Regions from separate parts of the Homo sapiens genome. Here region 2 is linked to region 1. A link is an interaction called in ENCODE POLR2A ChIA-PET data of the cell type or tissue named here. Cell type or tissue: PC-3. All regions are shown on one strand. Each heading gives the region's core, and the rest is flanking DNA. Links, peaks and the distances in the headings are about the cores only. Region 1 overlaps NRF1 (nuclear respiratory factor 1). Region 2 overlaps UBE2H (ubiquitin conjugating enzyme E2 H).

Region 1 (9,941 bases), core at 637-8,636:
GGAAATAAAACCCTCCTTTTACTCCCATTAATAGTGAAAGTCTTTAGGATCAATTATAAAAGAGAGCTATTGGCTGGGCGCAGTGGCTCGTGCCTGCAATCCCAGCACTTTGGGAGGCCAAGATGGGAGAATCACTCAAGGTCAGGAGTTCAAGAGCAGTCTGGTCAACGTGGTGAAACCCTGTCTCTACTAAAAATCCAAAAAAAATTAGCCAGGCATGGTGGCGCATGCCTGTAGTCCCAGCTACTCAGGAGGCTGAGGTGGGAGAATTGCCTCAATCTGGAAGGCGGAGGTTGCAGTGAGCCGAGATCGTGCCATTGCACTCCAGCCTGGGCAACAGAGTGAGACTCCATCCCCAAAAAAAAAGAGAGACAGAGACAAAGAGGAGCTATTTAGCTCAAGTTAAGAAAAAAGTATTCAATGAAAACAAACAACAATAAAACGTTGAGGGGGGAAAATGCCAGGATCCAAATACTTGGAAATTCCCATTCAATTGGGAGCTGGGTTTTTCATCATCCTGCTCCCTCTTCCTCCTCATTTGTTTGTTTTATTTTATTTGTTATGGTTGACTTTTTAGTCATCATCTTTGGTAAGAAGGGGAAAGAGGGAGCATATGATAGAGAAAATGTGCACCTCCAACAAAGTATCTATGAGTTTGACAACTGAGATCCAGCTCCTCATTCACCAGCACACCAAGCTCTACTGAGTGTGGTTTTGACAAATATGGAAAACAACACTTTCAAATGTCTTACCTCCAAAATGATAATAACTAAACTGTTTGCTGACTTTTGTGGCCAATCCACGATGATATAATATAATCAAAACCTCAGACTGCTTTACCCTAACACACCAAATGTGACAAAGAACAAAAAATACCCATCACAGGAGAGGAGTTTACCTAACACAGTATTAGAAACCAAAGGCTTAGGCAGTAGATGTACTTTACATCTGAGACAGAGTAGATTCTTCACATCAACTAGATAAAAATAATTCACTTTATGTTTTCTTTACTTGAACCAGTCAGAATGCCTCTAGAAACAGAATAATAGAAACTGTAAAAAGACAGTAAAGAAAAGTTTAGATCGGGGTGTCCAATCTTTTGGCTTCCCTAGGCCACATTAGAGGAAGAATTATCTTGGGCCACACATAAAATACACTAACATTAATAACAGCCAATGAGCTGAAGAAAAAAAAAACGCCAAAAAATCTCATAATGTTTTAAGAAAGTTTACGAATTTGTGTTGGGCCACATTCAAAGCCATTCTGGGTCACATGCGTCTTGCGGGACGTGGGTTGGACAAGCTTGGTTTAGATATGCTTTCCTTTCTGAACCACTATTTAGAGATCCTTCCAGTGTCCACAGAAAGGGCTATGAATCCAACAATCAAAAGATCACTATTTAGGTTTATATTTATAAAATATAGTATTACTTCAGACCAAGTTGCTGGTTCAGATGGAATAAAAAATAAAAGTGCCACCCCTGAGCAGCAGCGTCAGCGTCCACACTGAGTAAACAACTGCCCAGGGGACTTGCGATCCTGTTCCCCACCACTGCGCTTAACTCATTTTTGCTCTAACTCTGAAGTCATTTACTGAACAGATACTATTATTTAGATAACATGTTATTTCAGAAGCTGAGCAGCTATACTGAACAGAAGTAAAGGACAGAAACTAAATTCCTGAAATTCTAGCTGGGGAGACCACAAATAAGTATACAAGTTAATAAATGAGACAATTCCAGGTAGTAACAAGTGTTATACAGACAAGAACACAGAGGATGTATTAGTGGCTTGGTAGGGAGAAGAAAGCTTCATTTAGGTGGGATAATCAAGAAAGGCTTGTCTCAGAGGTGATATTTGAGCTAGACTTTGAATAAGATAAAGTCCATCATGCAATCATCTGGGAGAACAATACTCAGGCAAAGGGAACAGCAAAAGCAAAATAACGGATGCAGGGTGTTTGAGGAAAAGAGGGCTACAGTGGCCGCAGCCCAGTGACTGAGGGGAAGATGATGAGGCAGGAAGAGGTCAGATTACATAGGGCCTTCAAAGCCATGGCAGAGTCTGAATTTGATTCTAGGAATAGTGGAAAACCATTACAGGGCTTAAACAAGGAAGTGATATGGCCTGAATTAAATAAATAAATAAATTTATTCATTCATTCATTCATTATTCACTCATTTATTTGAGGCAGGATCTCGCTCTGTCACCTAGGCTGGAGTGCAGTGGCACAATCTCGGCTCACTGCAGCCTCAACCTCTGGGGCTCAAACGATCCTCCCACCTCAGCCTTCCAAGTATTTGAGACTACATGCATACACCACCATGGCCCCAGCTAATTTTTGTATTTTTTGTAGAGACAAAAAAAATACCAGCCTGCTGCCCAGGCTGATATCGAACTCCTGGACTCAAGGGATCCTCCTCTTGATTACAGGCATGAGCTACAACGTCCGGCATGATTTAAGTTTTTTAAAAAACTACTATGATGGCTACATGGAGAATGGACTGCAGCAGACCACAGTGGATAGGCTATATGAGAGATGCTAAAGGCTTGGACTTGGGTGCTGATGGGAAGTGAGAAGAATGGCCAGAGTCAGGGTACATTTCAGAGGTGAACTGACATGACCTGCCACCGGGAGGGTGGCAGGGGAATGTGGAGGGAGAGGGCAAAACAAGGAAATCAGGATTACTTCTATACTGGGACTTGAGCAACCAGATGGACAGTAGTTCGATTAACTGATATGGGGAACGCCTGGAGAGGAACAGATGTGGAGTGGAGAGTAGGAACAACCAAAGGTTCTGTTTGGGGCGTGTGAGGACCAGACATCTAACAGTGAGGGTAAACTGGGTGAAAACAGCATATCGATGATCAGGTAAGAAGAGGAAGAGGGGCCCCAGAAGGGATGAGGGGAGCACCTAGTGAAGGATGAGGATCTTCAGAAGAGGGTGTGGTCAAGAGACAGAGAGAAGATGCTTTAAGGAGTAATCAACTATGTCAAATGCTGCTGAAGACTGAATAAGATAAGGAAAAAAACCTGACAAGTGGATTTAGCAAGATAGAAGTAAATTAATAAAGAAATAGGGTGGGCTGGGTGTGGTGGCTCACGCCTGTAATCCCAGCACTTTGGGAGGCCGAGGCAGGCGGATCACATGAGGTCAGGAGTTTGAGACGATCCTGGCTAACACAGCAAAACCCCATCTCTACTAAAAAAACAAAAATTAGCCAGGTGTGGTAGCCCGCACCTATAATCACAGCTATTCGGAGGCACGAGTAGCGCTTGAACCCAGGAGGCGGAGGTTGCAGTGAGCCAAGATCACACCACTGCCCTCCAGCCTGGGCCACAGCTCGAGACTCTGTCTCAAAAAAAAAAAAAAATAATAATAATAATAAATAAATAAATAGGGTGGGAAAATATGTTAAAAAGGTGTTTGATTTTGATGAAGCTAAACTAAAAATATATAAAGGGGATAATTTCATAAAAATTACTAAGGTATGCTGATTTATCATGCTAAGTACATTTTTGACTTCCCTTCTTAAAGGAAGAGGAAATCAGGCTGGCACAGTGGCTCATGCCTGTAATCCCAGCACTTTGGGAGGCTGAGGCAGGAGGATCGCTTGAGCCTAGGAGTTTGAGATCAGCCTGGGCAACACAGTGAGACCCTCATCTTTAGAAATCGTAAAATTTAAATAAAAATTTTAAAAAGGAAGAGGAAATCAACGACTCAGAAGACTGTCACTCTGACTTTTACATTCTTGCGGAAGGAAGCTGTACTTAGTAATAATTATGGAAGTATTTAGAATTTACATTGAAAGAGGAGCAGAGCAGCCCGAGGGCTAAAAGTTTACTTGGCTACCTTGACTGTGATTCATTAAACTCCTAATGTTCTTTTGTTCAGACCAACCCCAAGCTAAAAGTTTTTTTGTTTTTTTTTAAATCCAACCCAAAGGCCCAAGTGAAAGGGAAAAAAAAACTGCCAGAAGAAAGAGGAGACCACAGCCATGCCCTTGGTTGGGAGCACTTTTCTGGCACTATAATGTCTTTTCCAAGGCTGCTACTGTTTCACTACAAGACTCCAGTCAGCATCTCACTCCCTGGTCAGATCACTGAGGACAAAATGCAGAAAAGTGATCAGAGGCCCGCCCACACCTGTGCCACTTGTCTTTGAGTCTCCTCCTCACCTCCCACCCCTCACCTGGGTCATTTTGTCCACAGAGACTGGAATTCCGTCGATGGTGAGAGGCGGCAGTTCTGAGTTAACCTCCTGTGGCGCAGGGGCGTGTTCTGCCAGAGCAGACTCCAGGTCTTCCAGGATCATGCTCTTGTACTTACGCACCTGCAGGGAATTAAGGGCAGAAGTAAACAAGATGCCCAACAACCAGGGAGGATTGGTGCCAAGCAACAAGAGAGTGGGTGGGGCTGGCCTTCCTGAGCCATTGCATAGCCTTAAAAACAAACACTTCTACAAGCAAATAAAAATACCCACTGGTCCCAAAGACATCATACTGAACATAATTAAATGAAAAGATGATGAAATTGCAGGTAACAACAATAGAAGAGAGCCAGTGAAAAAATTTTCCAGAAATACTGCTTCTTAGTCAAAATCACATTTTCTCAATGAGGGTGCCATTGCCTGTTCCAGGTCTAACAGGCATGGTATTCATGGTTCTGCATTTCCCAGGCCATTGCTTGAACAACCAGCTGTGGCAGCTCATCACCAAAATCATTTTCAAGATCTTCAAGGACTTACATTTCTAAAACTTAAAGTAACCAATTCATTCAAAACTGCTGCTACATTCCTGCAAAGCCAGACTACCAAACAGACAGGAGATTCAAGCATACAAGAGACTGGACTGAAAAGAATCAGAGAAAAAAAACTGATAGGTGTATGTTGTAGCTGAGTGCCACTACTGGTAAGGCCCGGGCCAAAGGGAGCCCCATAGGTCAAATCTCCCTTGCTTCTGGTAGGGCTTGGTGACAGAAGTGAACCTCCAACCCATGACGCCTTTAGCTCTAGCCCAGGTTGGAACCAGATATTGTTGTTCGTTGTCTGCATTCCCACTACTGCCAGTTACATGTCTCAACTTAACAGTAACACACTGGACATGCACACATTCGATCATGAACAGAAAGGGTGGACAGACGCTGGGTCTTCCAACCACCAATATAATGGGTTCATCTGAATGCCTGGAACTTGGGAGAGGAAAAAATGGGTTCATTCACTTAGGAGAATACACAAGGGGTATGAGGATACCTCTGGGAATAACAAAGAAGCCATGGAATTATGGAAATGTGACAAGTGGGCTAGGAAATTAACTTGCTTTCTGGGCTCAAGGCACTATTTTAGGGAAACAAATGGAAGAGAAAATGAGGTTTGACTAGAAGTTCCAGCAATGTTTGAATCCTGGGTTGTCTGCTGAGTGGGCTGGACTCTATACACTTCCTTATAAATACCTCATTATGTGGATTAAAAAAGAAAAATTCCCATACTCTACCCCAAGCATCTGGAAAAATAAATATTATTACTGGCTACATGGTGCAACTTCTGCAGTTGAAGAATCCTCCAAATAGGTCAATAACTAAGGGGATAAGAGAAAAATAGCACAAACTGGTAGACTCATTATCTTTCCAGAGATTCAGTTGTATCCTGGTCTCTAATAAAAAATAAAGTTTCAAAAATTATTGCCATTATATTTATTGCAACATAAGCAGCTGATGTTGCCACAGCAACTTTACAGGATTGTATTTTCTGCTATGTTCCTGTAGTCTAGATAGTATTTATGCTGCCTACTCACACACACACACACACAAATGAATCTTATAAGCCTAGTGATATGGTTTGGCTCTATGTCCCCACCCAAATTTCATCTTGATTGTAATTCCTACATTCTGAGGGAGGGACCTGGTGGGAGGTGACTGGATCATGGGGGCAGTTTCTCCCATGTTGTTCTCGTGATAGTGAGTTCTCATAAGAGCTGATGGTTTAAAAGTGTTTGGCAGTTCCACCGGCATTCCCTCTCCGCACCTGTCTCTCTTTGTCTCTCTCTCTGTCTCTCTCCTGCCACTATGTAAGACGTGCCTTGCTTCCCCTTCTGCCATGATTGTTAAGTTTCCTGAAGCCTCCCTAGCCATGTGGAACTGTAAGTCAATTAAACCTCTTTTATTTATAAATTACCCAGTCACAGTTAGTTCTTTATAGCAGTGTGAAAACGGACTAATACACCTAGCTTCTGGTCTTAGAACTTTAAGGTTTATAAGGTTAAATCCTTCTATTAGGTATAAGCCAATAGGAAGAATGATCATATTAGAAAAACAGGCTGTGTGCAGTGGCTCACACCTGTAATCCCAGCACATTGGGAAGTTGAGGCAGGCAGATCCCTTGAGCCCAGGAGTTTGAGACCAGCCTAGGCAACATGGTGAGACCCTGTGTCTACTAAAAATACAAAAATTAGCCAGGCATGGTAGTGCGCACCTGTGGTCCCAGCTACTCGGGAGGCTGAGGTAGGAGGATGGCTTAAGCCCAGGAGGTGGAGGTTGCAGTGAGCCAAGATAGTGCCACTCCAGCCAGGGTGACAGAGCCAGACCTTGTCTCAAAAATAAATAATTTTAAAATAAAAACAAACTTCATCTGGCTTTTAGAAACACCTGGCATTCAAAAATGGAAAATCATTAGGTTACTACTTCTTTATTAGCCAGTTTCAAACAATTTCAGCCATTTTTATGAGTCAGCTTATCAGTGCTATATAATTCTTTTAAAACATCTTTTGTTTGTTTGTTTTTTAGTGCTAGTAGAGCATCCCTAAGTAATTTGCAACAAAACAACTTCAGGTATTACCAAAGCATTTCTATCTAAGCTTGCTTACTAAAGTTAAGTAACCTTCTCAGAATTACTGACCTCATGTTTTAATTCTATCTGATCTATCAATTCTGAGATGCATTTTTCTTTCATATTTATCAGTCTTCTGAAATTGGGATACATCTTAAAATTGCTATGGACAAGGCAACAACAGGGCATAGCTGTCATTGCCTGCAGCCATGTGAACATGTTTGCTATCCCTGGCCTTTTTACTCAACAAATCATTTAGCACCATTTCAGAAGAGAATGTGAGTCTTGGCTGTTGTCTACTACCTTCCCAATGACAATTTCTGTTAAGATCAAGAAGCATCGCCAGGCACGGTGGCTCACGCCTGTAATCCCAGCACTTTGGGAGGCCGAGGCGGGCAGATCACCTGAGGTCAGAAGTTCGAGACCAGCCTGACCAACATGGTGAAACCCTGTCTATACTAAAAATACAAAAATTAGCTGGGCGTGGTGGTGGGCGCCTGTAATCCCAGCTACTTGGGAGGCTGAGGTAGGAGAATTGCTTGAACCCGGGAGGTGGAGGTTGCAGTGAGCTGAGATTTGCACCATTGTACTCCAGCCTGGGCAACAGGGTGAGACTCCGCCTCAAAAAAAAAAAAAAAAGGACTTGCATCAAACCTGTTGCTGCTTGGGGGCAAAAATTCAGACAATAACAGAGCACTTTTTAAAGAAATATAGCATTGCCTGTTTTCATGATGGCACAGAGGACAATATTACATGAAAAAACACAGACAATGATGACTGAAACAAGAAGTAATTCAAAAGGGTTGGACTCTGAATGTGAAGAAGTTTTAGGAATACCTTATTTCACTTACATTTTCCTTTTTATATATGTATACAAAAATGATATATGATTAAAAGCTATGTCTAAGCCTTGAAAGAGCTCTTTCAATAAGTAGAAAATAAAAATTCTAAGTGATAGCATTGTGTCAACATTTATCAATGTTTTTTCTTTCTTCATAGTACACAAATAACAGCACATCTTATAATCAATGGTGTCACAGATGAGATAAAATACAGGTTTGTGTTCCAACTTATGCCTCCTATTCCAAAAACCATAGCTTACGCCTTTGTCACTTCATACCAACATGTCAATTGGTTGCACAACTAAGGTAAACAACCACTTAAATCAAAATCAGTTACCATTCTCTTGCCTCAATTCATCTTGTATACCACTGCCATTTGAAATTTTGGAAACACTTATTGTCATCAAACACCGTTTATTGAGCACTTACTTTGTGCCAAGCACTACATGTGTTGTCTCAAATAATCCTTACCATAATTCTATAAGGAAAATATTATGTTCATTTTGCAAATAAGAAAACTGAGGCTTAATAAACTTAAGTAACTTTCTCCAAATCATATTAACTAGTAAGAAGTGTAGCCAAAAATCAAACAAATTTTTATGTAGCTCTAAAGCTGGTATATTTAGCCACATCACTATCATTTATCTTTTTTTCTCAAGAAACTGCTATAGTTCCTCACTTCTTATAGGACAAAGTCCAAGTTTCTCTGGCCAGCATTTCAATCTTTCCAATTATTTATTTTTCCAATACTCCTTTGCCAGAGCCTCCAGATAAAGTTGTGCCTGCCTAACCCTGGAGACTATGTGAATGACACCTCTTGAGCTCCCAGCATACAACCTCCATGGAGTCCTATACTGAGCAACTTTGCTCACCTTCTTCCTTCTTTAGCTGCCCAACCTCGTCGCTCACCTTGGCATCTAGCAAGTTCTCTTCTTTGAAACTTCTAAAGACCTTTTTTTTTTTTTTTTTTTTGAGATACAGTCCTACTCTGTTGCCTAGGCTGGAGTGCAGTGGTGTGATCTCGGCTCACTGCCACCTCCATCTCCTGGGTTCAAGAGATTCTCCTGCCTCAGCCTCCTGAGTAGCCAGGATTACAGGTGCCTGCCACCATGCCCGGCTATTTTTTTGCATTTTTAGTACAGACAGGGTTTCAACCAGGCTGGTCTCAAACTCCTGACCTCAAGTGATCTGCCCACCTAGACCTCCCAAAGTGCTGGGATTACAGACATGAGCCACCACATAAATCTGCTTCTTATCCAAATATTTTCCATTTTTCTAGGCCCAATTCAATTCCCACTTGCTCTGAAAAAACTTCCCAAGTATCCTTGCCATAATTCTCTTCCTCCTTTAAATTCCTACTGACACAAATAAACATGTGTCACTTATACTGTTATTTCCAGAATACACTATACACAACCAGTGCATGACATTGCTGAGCATAGGGACCAGGTCTTTTGCTTATTTTTCATACACACACACACACACACACACACACACACACACACACACACACACACTTGAATGAGACAGGGTCTTACATGTTGCCCAGGCTGAAATATAAAATATTTTAAATATACATATACAGGTAACACATTAACAAACATTTTATAATTACCAGAGATGGAGGGTGTTTAGGGTATTTGCAGGAGCCATTAGAGTTTTATTTTGTTTTGTTCTTTGAAACAAGGTCTTGCTCTGTCACGCAGGTTTGTTCACTGCAGCCTCGAATTCCTGAGCTCCAGTGATCCTCCCACCTCAGCCTCCCAAGTAGCTGGGATCACAGGTGTGTGCCACCACACTTGGCTAATTTTCAAAATGTTTGCTATAAGGTCACTGGGCCTTCAGTTGGGTTGCAAAAATAGTCCCAGACAAGATACCATAATTTTTTTGTATTCCTGAAGCTTAACTGGATAAAGGAAGAGTCTTTGGGAAGGTCTCATAAAAAAAATTTTTTTTTAAATTTTCTACAAGCTCCTATGAGACTAAAAACACATTATCATCTGAGGTATGTAACAAAGAGCTGCTGCCCTCAGACCTGTGACTGTGAAGCACATCTGGCTTCCAGCCAGGCTGCAGGCTGTGGCCCCTGAAGTTATGTTGACTTCATCCTATTGTCTCTCCAGCCCCAGTGTCTGCCTCCTTTGTTCTCCTGCCTCAGTTCAGGGCTCTCATTTCCCCTTAGTCCTTTGGGATTCCCAGTTTTGAACCCTGAAACCCCAAAGGACTCAGATGGAATCCTTATCTCATACCTTGTATCCAATAGTGTTAAATAGTTA
Region 2 (9,941 bases), core at 1,166-9,165, 230 kb before region 1:
TAGCTCTTGTTGCCCAGGCGGAGTGCAATGGTGTGATCTCAGCTCACTGCAGCCTCTGCCTCCTGGGTTCAAGCGATTCTCCTGCCTCAGCCTCCTGAGTAGCTGGGATTACAGGCATGTGCCACCACACTGGGCTAATTTTGTATTTTTAGTAGAGAAGGGGTTTCTCCATGTTGGTCAGGCTGGTCTCGAACTCCTGACCTCAGGTGATCCACCCACCTCAGCCTCCCAAAGTGCTGGGATTACAGGCATGAGCCACTGTGCCGGGCCGAGGCCAGGAGTTTCAGACCAGCCTGGGCAACAGAGCAAGACCCTTTATCTTGAAAAGAAAAAATCATAGACTTTTTCAGATGTGTGACATTTGAAGAAGTAAAATACAGTGGAATAACTATAGGCTTCAGTCACAGATTGGATTTGTTATCTCTTTGCCTTGGTTTCCTCAACCGAAAAAGGAAGGAAATACTTATAATTTGTTTTGAGGTTATTTTATATGAAATGTATGTGAATGTATTTAGCATGTAATTGCTTACTGGACAGATCAGTTAGGAATTGTAGTTGGCTGGTAGTAACAGTTCTGGAATAATGTAGTTGTGATGGTAAGTTAGGGAGGCAGATAAGGGCGGGCTTCATGTCATCAGGGAATCCAGATTGCCGCAGTGTGTATTCCCAGCCCTCTTCAGTGCATTACTTAATCTTAAAGGCATCGCTTCTGCCATCACGTCACTGTTTCATGCAGTGGGAGGAAGAAAGGGGTGAATAGGCAGAAGGCTAAGAGCTAGCTGAGACTATTCCCCTCCTCCAATGACCAAAGGAACTTTTCTGAGTGTCCCTCCCTACACATTGCCCTGATCATCCTGAGCTAGAAGTGTCTCGTTGCAAGAAAGGCTGGGAAACAAGGCTCTTTGACTGCCCTGAATACAATCGGGGTTTTGATAGTAAGAAGGAGAGAATGGATACTGGGTTGGATCACGTACAGTGTCTTTCACAGTGAATGTTGTTTCGCTTTTTTCTTTCATTTACATATTTGGGAGCATTATTGTATAGGCCTAGCTCCCATGAACTGTCCCACATTGTGGATTTTATTTTTTTCTTGTTTTTTTTCCACCTGGAGAACACCGTGAATTTTTGTTTATGAATATCTTTTTTTTTTCGAGACTGAGTCTTGCTCTGTTGCCCAGTCTGGAGTGCAGTGGCGTAATCTTGGCTCACTGCAACCTCTGCCTCCTGGATTCAAGCAATTCTCTTCGTCAGCCTCCCGAGTAGCTGGGATTACAGGAGCTCGCCACTACGCCCAGCTAATTTTTGTATTTTTAGTAGAGACGGGGTTTCTCCATCTTGGCCAGGCTGGTCTTGAACTCCTGACCTCGTGATCCACCCACCTTGGCCTCCCAAAGTGCTGGGATTATAGGCGTGAACCACCGTGCCTGGCCATTTGTGAATATCTTATGTCTTTCGGGTTCTGCTTTGCTGGGGGACTGGGCTTATGTGATAAAATTACTTACCTTGAGCATTAAAGGAAAACAAAAAGTTAAACTTTTTTTTTTTTATTCATAGTTTAGCTTGTACCCTCAACCTTTAACTCAGAGGACCTGATTTGGGAGTTCAGCGGTGGTTGAAGGTTGGTAGAGGAGAGGCAGAGTGTTGGGAGGAAAGGAGACTGCCTGGAGGACCGTCCAGGGCTTTCGTCCTTGGCTCTGTGCGGCTCAGAGACCTTGGGGCTTTCACTTCCTTCTTGGGTTATCTGTGTCCTTATCTATCAAATAAGGAGTTGGTTTAGATGATTTTAAGTCTCTCCAACTTGAATATTCTGATTTTATATGTAGACATTATACATGCAACTCTTATTTTCTGTGTGTGTGTGTGTGTGTGTGTGTGTGTGTGAATGTAAAAGGCCTTCACAACCATATGTATACCTGGTATTGCCTTCTAGGGAATACAGAATTGAAGATAGAGTTATGACATAAAATCTCATTTTGAATCTTATTCTCTTTGCAGAGAAATATGCACAGTAAAACTAGATAAATTCTGCAATTTATTACCTTCTTGGTATGAATTTTTACTAGGGCTTTTTTAGAAGTTCAAAGTAGAAAACCTTTTAACACCTTCATTTGGAATTTTAAAATGTGGCAGTGAAATATTTCACATTCAGAAACCTGTGTTAATGTTAACTAGGAAAAGTCTCAGTCTTACGCCATTAGTAATGATGTGTTGTTATCCTTTCATTTCTAGAAATGGATCCCTGGAATTAGATGGAGTATTGTGAAAGTATAATTTTAAACAAATGTTTTTGTAGAGACAGGGTCTCACTATATTGCCCAGGCTGATCTCTAACTCCCAGGCTCAAGTGATCCTATTACTTTGGCCTCCTGAAGTGCTAGGATTGCAAGTGTGAACCACCATGCCCATCCTGAAGGTATAATTATTAAAATGCTATCCAGTGTTCATAATCTGCTTATCTAATAATTCAAATGCTTTGTTTGCCCTGCTGAGGTCAGACTTTGGCCTACTCTGTGAATGAATCAGTTTTTGCTGTTGTTACGGATGGTAGAGTTGAGTCAAGATGTTAATGGCCCTTGTCCAATATGGGGAGCTAGTTAAGAATGTCTTCTGATTCTATCCTGTGGAGTGAGAGTATCTATTTGTTCACTTGATGGAAACTTACAGTTCCCTCGTGTCTTGTTTCAGTTTTGTTTTTCATGTGGAATACATCTAGAGAGACAGTATGGCTTAGTGGATGGGACAGGCCCTTGTGAGAATTATTTCAAATAATTTTGTAATTTCAACCCAGTAAATTTCTCCATCACTGTTCCTGATCCCTGGCATTATGAACAATAGGTTTCAGAAAGCTTCCATGTTTTAGAACCTCTCCTACCTGAGATTACAGGTGTGAGCCACCACATCTGGCCAAGGTGTTATAGATTCTTTAACCTAAATTTGGCTTATTACTTGGAAATGTTATTGAGGAAATTGGTTATCAGTTTTATGATTTTCTAAATTACTATATAACTTCTAGTCACATAAAAAGTGTCTAAGCTTGTCCATAGCAAGAGAGGGCTGCTTCAAATTATGATTAATGATATTGCAGAACAAACTCTGGGTTGGTAGTAATATTTATTGGTTAAAATATAGTAGTAGGCCTTTAACATGGATATGACTGTAGATCTTTATTTTAGCTGCCACATAGTTGTGAATAAAACCAAACTTACGAAAAGCAGGTAAAACTTTATTTTATTTTGGAAGTTAGTTGATAAGGGTAATTCAGATTGAATTGCATAATAATGGCAATATTAAGTTTCTTGTTTAACAGTTATGGACTGGAAATTTTTCTTTCAGCACTTGGGAGGCCGAGGCGGGTGGATCACGAGGTCAGGAGATTGAGAACATCCTGGCTAACACGGTGGAACCCTGTCTCTACTAAAAATACAAAAAATTAGCTGGGCTTGGTGGCGGGTGCCTGTAATCCCAGCTACTCTGAGGCTGAGGCAGGAGAATAGCATGAACCTGGGAGGCGGAGCTTGCAGTGAGCCGAGATCATGCCACTGCACTCCAACCTGGGCGACAGAGCGAGACTCCTTCTCAAAAAAAAGAAAAAAAAGAAAAATCTCAGATACAAGCCAGGCACTGTGTGTGCACTTGTAGTCCCAGCTACTTGGGAGGCTGAGGCTGGAGGATCGTTTAAGCCCAGGAGTTCAAGTCAGTCTGGGCAATATAGCAAGATCCCCATCTCTAAAACAAAATAACTCAGATACATATAATTAGAATAGTATAAATAAATATCTGTATACCACCCTACTATGTAGACTCAATATTTTGCTATATTTGCTATCTCATATTTTTGGCTGAGCCATTTATAATTTGCAAATACTGTGAGACTTCAGTGTAAATACTTTAACATGCATCTTCAAAGAATAAGGACTGTTTTTCTGGGCACAGTGGCTCATGCCTGTAACCTCAGGATTTTGAGAAGCCGAGGCGGGTGGATCACTTGAGGTCAGGAGTTCGAGACCAGCATGGCCAAAATGTTGAAATCCCATCTCTACAAAAATTAGCCAGGCGTGATGGCGTCTGCCTGTAATCCCAGCTACTCAGAAGGTTGAGGCAGGAGAATCACTTGAGCCCAAGAGGCAGAGGTTACAGTGAGCCGAGATCATGCCATTGCATTCCAGCCTGGGTGCCAGAGCAAGACTCCATCTCAAAATAAAAATTAAAAGGCCAGGCACGGTGGCTCATGCCTGTAATCCTAGCACTCTGGGAGGCTGAGGTGGGTGGATCACCTGAGGTCAGGAGTTCAAGACCAGCCTGGCCAACATGGCAGAAACCCATCTCTACTAAAAATACAAAAATTAGCCAGGCGTGGTGGCTGGTGCACACCTGTAGTCTCAGCTACTCAGGAGGCTGAGGCAGGAGAATTGCTCCAACCCAGGAGGCAGAGGTTGCAGTGAGCCGAGATCGTGCCACTGCACTCCAGCCTGGGTGACAAAGTGAGACTGTCTAAAAAAAAAAAATTAAAAAAGAATAAGGACTTTTCTTACATAAACACAGTACCATTATCACACCAGAGGATATTAATAGTAACTTCAATTATATCATGTAATATCCATAGAGGAAATATTGAAATGGTGAGATGTTTTGTCTAGCCACTTTCAAAGAAAGAAAGCCTGTATTTTTACATTTTAAACAACAGTAATTAGACAAAGTTAGCGCCAAAAAGATTGGTTTGAAACCCATGCAATGTTAGTGGGAAAAATGTTCTCATTCATTCTAATAATTTATGAAGTCAGCTTTTTTTTTTTTTTTTTTTTTGTGACAGAGTCTCTTGTTGCCCAGGCTAGATGCAGTGGCGTGATCTCAGCTCACTACAACCTCTGCCTCCCAGGTTCAAGTGATTCTCCTGCCTCAGCCTCCCAAGTAGCTGGGACCACAGACGTGTGCCACCATGCCTGGCTAATTTTTTGTATTTTTAGTAGAGACAGGGTTTCACTGTGTTGGCCAGCCTGGTCTTGAACGCCTGACCTCAAGTCATCCGCCCGCCTCGGCCTCCCAAAGTGCTGGGATTACAGGCGTGAGCCACCATGCCCGGCAAAATCAGCTTTTAAATTAGGGTTTAAATTTGCTTTTGTAGCTGCATATTTTAAAAAGTTTGCTTGAGCCCAGCAGGTTGATCCTGCAGTGAGCTATGATTGCACCAATGCACTCCAGCCTAGGTGACAGAGTGAGACCCTGTCTCTAAATAGATGAGTCCATTTTTCTGCCCTTAGAAAATATAGAATGATGAGTACAATTGGACCCTCAAGAGTAAAGATCAGAGACAGTGACACAGTCTAGCAGAAAATAATGGTACCTGCTGCAAAGGGTCATTGTTACCAAGTAAGTGAAATTGTGTAGTAGTGGTTAGCACAGTATCTAACACATAAGCACACCAATGTTAGCTTTAAAAAAAAAAATCACGTGTAATATATATTGATTTGGAACTATAAACACCAGGACTTTTTTTTTTTAGAGGCAGAGAGTCTTGATAGGTTGTCCAGGTTGTTCTCAAACTCCTGGCCTCAAGTGATCCTCCCACTTTGACCACCTAAACAGTGAGCCACTGTGCCCGGCCAACACCAGGACATTTTAAAGATTGCTTTTTTTTTTTTTTTTTTTTTTGACTTTTTCTAGTCATTTGTTTATTACATTGTTTTCAATGACAAAATATTTTAAGCACCACAACAAATATGTGGAATAAAATAATGAACAGCATCCATTTCCCAGTTGTCAGATTTTAACATTGTCTTCAGAACTTTTTTTTGAGGTAATAACACCTGAAGTTACACTAAAGCCTCCTGTGATGTCTTTCCTGATTCCGCTTCCCTCCCTGTCTTCTTGAATTGTCATCATACCATTCATGTTTATTTTCTCATATATGTATGTATGTAGTATTTTGTATGTTTATATAAATATACATTTTGATTCAATATTACTTTTAAGATTTATTGATATTATTAGAAGTATTCTAGTAGCTTTACTTCATTTGTTTCCAGTTCATTTATATTGAGTTATATGTGTACCATATTTTTTCCATTTTGTTAATGCACATTTAGGTTATTTCCAGTTTTTCACCGTTATATACAGTGTCATAATTAACATTTATGAGTGTCTTTTTGAGCACATATGTGTTTTTCTGGGATAGTGTTTTTCAAGCCTTTTTTGTTCACTAGACACAGTAAGAAATGTATTTTACATTGATACCCAAAATATGTGTGTGTTTATTTGCATAATGTTCATATATATATGCATAAATATTTACATGTAATAGAAATTATAGTTTTATAAAATATTTACCCTGAAAAAATATTTACGCATACAATGTGAGAGATGCATACTTGAGATATGAATAAATATCCCTTCATTTAAAAATAAGCTGATCAGGACAATATTTGACAAATAATAGTCTAATGTATGTAACCTGAAGCAGAATTGCTGCTTTGACAGTGCTCATTTTCAGCTTGGCGAGAGATGAAAAATATCACTCTTCAAAGTAATTTTACCAAACTCACATTCCCATCAGCAACATATGAGAGTTCCTGTTTATTCATATCCACACCATCATTTATCCAGCTTTCTAACATTTTGCCTATCTGATGGATGTGAAATGGTATCCCAGTGTTTTCTCAGTTTATTTTCTAGTCAAATATTTTTGGTGCCTTCTTTCTGTCAGACCCTGTGCAAAGCAGTAAAGATGGTAACAAGAGAGGTGAGACATGGCTTTCCTATTCTAGGGAGCTTGCATTCTAGGAGAGAGATGAACTTTGTCTCCCAGTGAGTGGCAAAGGGACACACAACGGGGTGCAATGTGCAGCCTGCCTAGGGAAATGGGGCTGTTCCAAGAGATGAAGTTTGACCTTGGTCTTGAAAGATGAGTGGGCATTTTCAGAGAGCTGTGGAGTTGAGGGGCATTCCGGGTGGAGGGGAGGCAAAGGCATAGAGCTGTAAAACCACATTATTCAAGAAACTTAATGAGTGTTCATGACTGTAGAGTCCCAGGATTGGTGAGGCCAAGGAATAAGCAGAGGAGAGCCTGCAGATATGGAGGCAGGTGGAGTTGTATGCTGCCGGCACCAGACTCATTGAAGGTTTTAAGTAGGGTGTTAACAGGAGTTTTATTTTGTTTTTACAAGTCTAGGAATGGATTCTGGTATTAAACGTGATGGTCAATCAAGTTTTTGTCTTAATTTCAGTTTCAAACGCATTAGCTTAGCTGTTTACTATAGTCTTTTTGAAACAGGTAGATAATAGAAATTATTATATTTCCTTTGAACTAGAGTTGGTCATTTTCTATTCTTTCCTAGCATATGACACATTTCCTTTCATCCATGTGCCTTGTTTTTTGGTGCTTTTTTTTTTTTTTTTTTTTTACTTTGTTTTTGTTTTTGAGACAAGGTCTTGCTCAGTTACCCAGGCTTGAGTGCAGTGACACAATCATAGCTCACTGCAGCCTCGACCTCTCGGGCTCAAGTGATCCTTCTACCTCAGCCACCTCAGTAGCTGGTACTATAGGCGTATACTACCACACCTGGCTAAATTTTGTATTTTTTTGTAGAGATGGGGTTTCACCATGTTGCCCAGGCTGATTTCAAACTCCCGGGCTCAAGTGATCTACCTGCCTCAACCTCCCAAAGTGCTGGGATCACAGGCAAGAACCACAGTGCACAGCCTTCTTTCTTTTCTTTCTTACATGTTAAACATATACATAGAGAAAGGGTCTACATTGTATAGGCTGGTTGTGAGCTCCTGGCCTCAAGCATCCAGCCCATGCTCCTTAGTTTTCAGTGGGACAACAAATGGTCTTCACAGGTGTTTTTTATTGTCAAATATGAATAGGTATAGCTTTGTACAGGTTGGTAATTTTAAGAATTTGGATTTTGGGGCCGGGCACTTGAGCCTGACCAACATGGCAAAACCCTGTCTCTATTTTAATAAAAATACAAAAATTAGCTGGGTGTGGTGGCACATGCCTGTAATCCCAGCTACTCAGGAGGTTGAGCATGAGAATCATTTGAACCCAGGAGGCAGAGGTTGCAGTGAGTCTTGATTGTGTTGCTGCACTCCATCCTGGGTGACAGAGCAAGACTGTCTCAAAAAAAAAAAAAAAAGAATTTGGATTTTTTGGACAATGTCTTTCATGAGGATACTTTCAGTCTTTATCTCTTACTCTTGCTACATTGTATGTAGCAAGTATGGATATAGTTAAAAGAACTTCCTTTAGAAAGCTGGAGTGCCTCCTGTTAATCAACTGTATGTGCGTGCATGTATATATAAAGGTGATGATATGAGAGATTGCTTTGGACTTCTTGCAGCTTTTGGCATTCCTGGGCTGCCAGTCCCTTTTTAATAGGAGCATTTGTCTTGCTTTAAGACATGAAAGTTTGAGGCCTGCCAGTGTCTAATAAAAGCAGTTTTTGGAGAGCAAATTACAGAGAGTCGTGTTTTGAAATTCTCAGTGCCTTAAAAGAATAGATGTGAACCATAGCATGGAATAGTAAGCACTTATTCGCGTGTGCATACTTGATACTAGCTTTTGGTGAGAAGTCTCACACTTGTGCTAGTGTTAAGGAGCGTATTCAAAGGTATGTTGGTATGTTCATTGAGATGCAGGGGCAACACTGAGCATTGTGTAGATCCTATTTTTAATTTAGGAGAATCCTATGCAGGTAGGTTAACTTTTTTAAACCTTACAGTTCAAAGTTGTTGTTTTTTTACCCCTCCTTTTCACCTCCCAGTTCAAAGTTTTAATTGTGTTTCCTAGCTCCTTGATATTTAACAATTACATACTTCCCTGCTCTCTCTAAAATAAAGGCTTTTTATTAGTTCAGGATTTAGTCCAGGGAGACCTTTTACTGCGTGAACCATGCTTGAGATGAAAAGAACTAGACAGAAGCATGTATTGCCCAGTGTCCCTGCCTGTGCCCTTTCTTCTCAGAAAACCCTGGCTAGTTGATTGTCTCAGCCTCATGGTCTTTTGTTACCACCAACCTCCCTGCACCCCAGACTCCAGCAGGCACACACACATCTGCACACACACAGTTTAGCTGATGGAGAAGGAGTAGGGATGTGAGGGTGTGTCCTCAGGGTAGGGGCTGGGACTATTTCATTTTCTTTCTGTCTTCAGCAAATGTAATGCATGTTAACACCTTGGCAGTAAAAGTGGGCTGGATCAGTTGGATACAAGGTGACTGTTCTAAAATAAAATGAAAAACAGCATAATCTCGAATTTGTAGGCAACATGTGAGACCCAGCAAATGGAACTTTTTGTTTGTTTGTTTGAGACGGAGTCTCGCTTTGTTGCCAGGCCGGAGTGCAGTGGCACGATCTCGGCTCACTGCAACTTCCACCTCCCAGGTTCAAGCAATTCTCCTGCCAGTAGCTGGGACTACAGGCACCTGCCACCATGCCCAGCTGTGTTTTTTTTTTTTTTTTTGGAGACGGAATCTTGCTGTGTCGCCCAGGCTGAAGTGCAGTGGTGTGATCTCGGCTCACTGCAAGCTCCGCCTCCCAGGTTCACGCCATTCTCCTGCCTCAGCCTCCAGAGTAGCTGGGACTACAGGCGCCCGCCACCACTCCTGGCTAATTTTTTGTATTTTTGGTAGAGATGGGGTTTCACCGTGTTAGCCAGGATGGTCTTGATCTCTTAACCTCTTGATCCCCCTTCTTGGCCTCCCAAAGTGCTGGAATTACAGGTGTGAGCCACCGCTCCCAGCCGCAAATGGAACTTTTGCAGGTGGTTTGGCCATTAGCCGTGTACATGCTTAGAGTGTGTTTAGGCTAGTGGACAGGATGTTCTCTGTGTGTACTGTGTAACCTTGAGGCTTTGCGTCTATTTCTATTTCCCTAGAAATGAAATCTAAAACAGGCTGCTTTCCTTCCCCCTAGCTTTCCAAACAAAAGTAAGGCTTGTAGAT

What was found. ChIA-PET counts read pairs that join two places held together with the same protein. Peaks named below come from ENCODE experiments on the same cell type or tissue, not always from the same donor. Only the 100,000 strongest peaks of a DNase experiment are listed, where the experiment ranks them.
Region 2: POLR2A ChIA-PET joins it to region 1 with 5 read pairs; 2 of 35 experiments call an interaction of 5 or more read pairs at or near these places.

Annotation. Positions count from the first base shown.
Region 1 is chr7:129,684,798-129,694,738 of GRCh38, reverse strand. NRF1 (nuclear respiratory factor 1) reads right to left here. Exons shown (of 11, transcript NM_005011.5): 5 at 4,193-4,333. Among named protein-coding and RNA genes, the nearest start is that of NRF1, 78 kb to the right of the region's middle. RefSeq lists a silencer at 9,596-9,890. In PC-3, for the core only: no CTCF peak of the experiment used is centred there; a DNase peak (open chromatin) is centred at 3,828; H3K27ac peaks cover 1,470 bases.
Region 2 is chr7:129,916,557-129,926,497 of GRCh38, reverse strand. The region is part of intron 1 of UBE2H (ubiquitin conjugating enzyme E2 H); the gene reads left to right. Among named protein-coding and RNA genes, the nearest start is that of UBE2H, 31 kb to the left of the region's middle. In PC-3, for the core only: no CTCF peak of the experiment used is centred there; a DNase peak (open chromatin) is centred at 2,537; H3K27ac peaks cover 347 bases.